2 separate regions of the Homo sapiens genome follow, and region 1 is linked to region 2. Evidence: chromatin loops called from intact Hi-C (ENCODE). Cell type or tissue: PC-3. All regions are shown on one strand. Each heading gives the region's core, and the rest is flanking DNA. Links, peaks and the distances in the headings are about the cores only.

The links. Peaks named below come from ENCODE experiments on the same cell type or tissue, not always from the same donor. Only the 100,000 strongest peaks of a DNase experiment are listed, where the experiment ranks them.
Region 1: a loop joins it to region 2, with 4 times the contacts of the local background. A loop is called at or near these places in 2 of 110 quality-filtered maps.

Annotation. Positions count from the first base shown.
Region 1 is chr10:54,122,873-54,125,805 of GRCh38, reverse strand. All of the region lies in intron 15 of PCDH15 (protocadherin related 15), which reads left to right. Among named protein-coding and RNA genes, the nearest start is that of MIR548F1, 480 kb to the left of the region's middle. In PC-3, for the core only: no CTCF peak of the experiment used is centred there; a DNase peak (open chromatin) is centred at 1,115; H3K27ac peaks cover 424 bases.
Region 2 is chr10:53,314,753-53,317,685 of GRCh38, reverse strand. No RefSeq gene overlaps it. Among named protein-coding and RNA genes, the nearest start is that of LINC02672, 290 kb to the right of the region's middle. In PC-3, for the core only: a CTCF peak has its summit at 1,770; DNase peaks (open chromatin) are centred at 1,775 and 2,625.

The DNA of each region.
Region 1 (2,933 bases), core at 137-2,636, 810 kb before region 2:
AATATTAATAATAATAGCATCAATACCTAATTTTAATTGATGCTATCATAAGCCAGGAACTACACTAAGCACTTGAAAACTTCTCCATTTTTAATACTCCCAACAAAGCAGAAGTAACTTTTCCTATGTCAAAGAGAATCCTGTTGCAGATGTGGGATTAGAATGCAAGCTGTTCTACCCTACACTCTCTGTACTATTATTCTATGCTGTCTTCTCTAAGGAATGAAATTTCCTTATTCCCTTCAGCTTTGCTTAGACTTGCCCACAATCCCTTCAATAGCAAAGTACATCTACCTATAAGGTGAATCATTGTTTCTCTTTCAAACATCTACTTGATAAGCCTTGATTTAATTTTTTGTGGTTGCTTCATGATTCTTAACAAAAGTAAAATAAAATTATTATACAGAAAGTGTCCACTGACACCCAGAACATACAAATTTTGCTACTGCTTTAAAACTTCTGGTTCCACCTCCCAGTGAGGTGACTCGCTCTGATGCTTTGATTCTCTTTCCTTTTCCTGGCTTTTTCTTGTTGGAAACTGCAATAACAGGTATAACAGCTCAGAGACAAATAGCAGGAGAAAATAGAAAATGACGAGAAACAGACCAAGAAGTTGAATGTTGACACCTCCAGTTACCTGAAGGGAAAAAAAAAACCACACATTTGACTAATGAACGAATTGGGTGTAAGTCTAAAAAGGTGTTTTGTCAGCTTGCAGCATGTGTTTTCTTTTAATCTTTATCCATTCTTCTCATTTTTGAATAGTTTCAAGAAGCCATGGAATTTAATGTCTGGGCCTCAAGGAATTATTATTTTTAGCCCTGAGGAAAAATTTCTGCTGCCTTGATCTCACTACAGAATTGATCTTGTTCCAAAACAGTTTGAATTAAATGCAAGCTGTCTTACAGCATGACCCTCTGAATTAACAGGTCCTGTCAGAGGTATTGATTTGTTTTTCTGATATCTTTGAAAGGTTCTAGAAATTTCAGGGTTTTTACTTCTCTTTCCCTTTTTTGATGAATATTTCTTGTAAAATAGGATGCATTTTTGCTCTGAAGATGATACAGGAGTTTATGATTCATGAATGTTTCACAGCTGGTTCAGGTACAGTGTGCGTGAATCATAGGCACTGCATCGTAAAATTTATAATGTCACGTGTATTACAAGGATTACTTTGGATATTTGCAATTTGCTCTTTTGCAATCAAAGATGCTTTTATTTTTTTCAGATTCATTATGTTTATTTCATGGCAATGCCCTTTTTCATCTTGTTCATCTGGCAAATTCCTACATATCTTTTATTATTGTAGTTGTAATAAAAATATGGAACACGATACTTACCATTATAACCATCTTTGGCATTAAGTACATTCACATTTTTGTGCAACATCATCACCGTCTGTTTCCAGAACTTTCTCATCCTCCCAAACTGAAACTCCGTACTCAGTAAACACTAACTCCCCAAACACCAGCCCACAGCTCCTGGCACCCACCATGTAACTTTCTGTCTCTATTAATTTGACTGTTATAGCTACCTTATATAAGTGGAATCATATAGCATGTGTCCTTTTGTGTCTGACTTATTTCATTTAGCAAAATGTATTGTTTGTTTTTCTTTTAATTTTGCCATTCTTTATTTTTCCGTTTTTATTTAGATTCAAAGGGTACATGTACACGTTTATTATATGGGTATGTCACATGATGCTGATGTTTGGGGTACAATTAATCCTGTCACCAAGGTAGTTAGCACAGCACCCAACAGTTGGTTTTTCCAGCCTTGCTACGCTCCCTCTCAGCCAGCCCCCTCTAGTACTCCCCAGTGTCTTTTGTTCCCAAGTTTATGTCTACATGTATGCACCATTTAGTTCTCACTTATAAGTGAGAATATGTAATATTTGTTGTTCTATTTCTGTGTTAATTCAATTAGGATGATGGCCTCCAGCTGTATCCAGGTTGCTAAGAAGGACACAATTTCCTTTTTTAGGGCTATGTAGTATTCCGTAGTGTATATGTGCCACATTTTCTTTATATGCTCCACCACCGATGGGCACCTAGGTTGATTCCATGTCCTTGCTATCATGAAGAGTACTGCTGTGAGCATACAAGTGCCTGTGTCTTTTCAGTCAATTTATTTTCTTTTGGGTGGCATTGCTGGGTCAGATGGTAGTTCTATTTTTAGTTCTTTGAGAAATCTCCAAACTGATTTCCACTGTGGCTGAACTAATCTACATTCCCACCAAGAGTATATAAGTATTCTATTTTCTCTGCAGCCTCCCATCATCTGTTGTTGTTTTACTTTTAAATAATAGCCACCCTGACTGGTGTGAGTAGGTATCTCATAGTGGTTTTGACTTGCATTTCTCTGATGATTAGTGATATTAAGCATTTTTTTCATATATTTCTTGGCTACTTGTATCCCTTTCTGTTGAGAAGTGCCTATTAATGTCTTTTACTCATTTTTTGATGGAATTTTTTGTTTTTGCTTGTTTAATTCTTTAAGCTACTTGTAGATTGTGAATATAAGACATTTGTTGGATGCGTATTTTGGGAATATTCTCTCCTGTTCTGTAGGTTATCTGTTCACTCTGTCGATGGTTTCTTTTGCTGTGCAGAAGCTCTTTAGTTTAATTAGGTCCAACTTATCAATGATCATTTTTGTTGCAATTGCTTTCGAGGACTTAATCATAAATCCTTTGCCAAAGGTGATGTCCAGAATAGTGTTTCCTAGGTTTTCTTCTAGGATTCTTATAGTTTTAGTTCTTACATTAAAATATTTAAGCCATCTTGAGTTAATTTTTGTATGTAGTAAAAGGTAGGTATCCAGTTTCATTCTTCTGCATATAGCTCACCAGCTATCCAAGCTCCATTTATTGAATAGGGAGTCCTTTCCACAGTGCTTATTTTTGTCAAGGGTTCCCTTTTTTTTTTTTTTAG
Region 2 (2,933 bases), core at 277-2,776:
GAACTAAATTGCGGGATTATTGTGAGAAAAAGATTTCTTTCTCCTAACAAATGTCCCTGAAAGCCAGTGACTCTTTTCTAATTATGATCTAACTCTCTAGGTCTTTGTATCTTTATTTTCTAAGTAATGAACCAAAACACCAACATGAAAGCAGGGAAGCTATAAACGATTATTTTTTAAGCCTCAAGCTCCTTTTCATCTATTCATTGCACTCAATGTCATGCTGTGATTTCAGGTTGTTCCCATTGCTTTGGCCTAATTTCCACAGGGCTAACTGGGTTTTGTCTACATGAGTCTTTCCTTTCCTCCTGAAAACCAAATATATGTACCTTTCATAACTCAAGCTAAGTTCTAAGTTGATTTGTTTATTACTATTCAAAAGCTATTGAATTTCGCCTGGAGGCAGCTAGTATATTACAAGTGAACAAAGAAACAAGCATGGAAAAGTAAGCATAGAGCAAAAAGATAAATTCGAGACTTTTTTTTCACATGCTATCATTTTCCAAATTATGTTGTATTTTGGAAACATTTTTCTTAAGCATAAAATTGTCAACCTTCATCTACTCCATAATACTTTTATGAAAAATATTACCTCTATTGAATAATAGCTTTTCTTTAAAATGATTATAAGATAAGAAATAGATCCTCAGGTAACTACATCAGACCCAAATAGTACCTCGAGATTACTAATACAATGGTGTTTTTATTGGTGTGATTTTTAAGGATTTTTCAATGTAAGGAATCTGAATCGTTTATGTCATAGAATGTAGAGAGAGCTATTTGTTGGTTTAAAATAACAAATCAAACACAATGCACTTTAAAATTATTGTCTTCTGACCAACACCCAAGTTACTGAATGGCTATTTTAATTCATATCCCATGGGTTATTAGTTAGGTTGGGAATCATTTCACGATTTTATTGATCATTTGTATTTCTCCCAGAGCCAGTTCGTATCTCCATTTACTTCAAAGTTTCCTGACAAAAGCATCTTAAGAAAGTATCTTAAAATTGTAGGGAGCAGGCTATCTTCAGTGTATCAGAAGGAAGAGCAAAGTGAGGAGGCATATTCCTAAGTCCATTTCTATTCTACTTTCTAGCACTAGACATTATTTTTTTCCCTCTATAGTCTCTCTTTGTCTCAGACTTATTATTTTAGAGCCCACATCCTCTACCCTTGAGATGTTTTGTTTTAACCAGGTTCTTCTCATATTTCCTCTAGAAATATGAAAGGACAGAGGAAATTTTTCCCAGGTTCTTGTCTTCTTTCTGGTAAAAGAACATCTGGTGAAAAATGTAAAAAAGCTAGTTTTTCACTTTTAAAAAGTAAACTACCAAAATTTCAATATTACATAATATCAAGCTGAAACTTCACAGAAACTGAATCAAACATTTACAACTGATTCTGTTTTATTAAACAATCAGTTCATTTAGGTAATAAGATAGTAATTATTTCATGTACTAAGGTATCTGACTTGACCTGATTATTCCAGTTGCAACAATCAGGTCAGATGTTTAATACATGTTGCTCAAATAATGATAAGCTCTCATTTATCAGCTATTTATTCATATTTTTCCACTTGATTCTCACAGTTGTATGACAATAGTACTGTTATTGTTCCCAATAACAATTTCAGAGATGGTTAAACTAAGGCTGGTTAAATAACTTCTCAAAGGGTGAAAATTAATATTAATAAATGCTAGAAGCATTTTTGAAGCTATGTAGCCTAACTTTAGTGCTGAAGTTTTAAACCATGGTATAATGCTGCCACCCTGAGCCAAAGACAGATTTACATTAGATAATAGTTTGACAGTATCTTTTCATATGTAGGGCCAAAGTGGCTAGTTAGGAACAATATACAGTGGAATAATAATTTAAAAAGCCATATACTATAACAGTTAAGGCTTATTCCAAGAAGACAAATTAGGAGACACATTGAATATTCAAACATAATCCATTATACTTATAGAATAAAGGAGAAAGAATATATGATAATTATGACTTTTAGACAATCTTTTTAATGCTATAACTATTCATAGTCAAAACTGTCACCAAACTAGGAAGAGAAGGAAACACTTTCATTCTAGTAAAGGGCATGTTCAAAAAACCTACTTCTGACATCATGCTTAATAGCTAAATATTGAATGATTTTTATCTAGGATTGGGAAAAAGCAAAGGTTTTTTACTCTAGCCATTTCTATTGAACATTTTACTAAAGGTCTAGCTATTGGTATCACAATAAAATAAGGTAAAATCTTAGAGATTTGAAAGGAAGAATTAAATCTTTATTAGAGTTTCCTTTTCTCCACATCCTCATTAACACTTGTTTTGATCGTGTTGTGCACAGTAAGTACAGCCAATTTTGTCAATTTTAAATAGCAATAAATGTGAAAAAAATAAACTATCAGATGGCATGACTGTTTATACAGAAAATCCCAAGGAATCTAAAAAACAACTGTTAACAATTAATAAGGGAGTTTAGCAATGGAGTTACCAAGAACTGTGAAGGGTCTCAGATTTTATTCTACTTACAAGCTAACAAGTTAGCCTGTCACTTTTTTTTCTCTTTGGCAGAAGGCCCAAGACTCCTGGGTCACAGACAAAGAATTTATTACTCATGACAACAGCAGCTTGCTGCAAATGTAATGCTAAGAAATGGCTGAGGTAGAGAATGGTCAGAGTCTTGCATTCTTGATACACTCAACAAAAATGTGTGGGGAAGTTCAGAGCCCATGGTGGACTAGTTCTTTCAAGAGTCCCTGTGTACGAGGATGACATGCCAAAAAACACAATTGTACATTTGTATGCTGGCAATAAAAAAATAAAATATATATACTTAAAAATTCAAATTATGATAGAATCTATAAAATATATAATTTTTGAAATAAAATATAAAATTTACCAGAATTCTACACTAACTACAAACTATTGCTG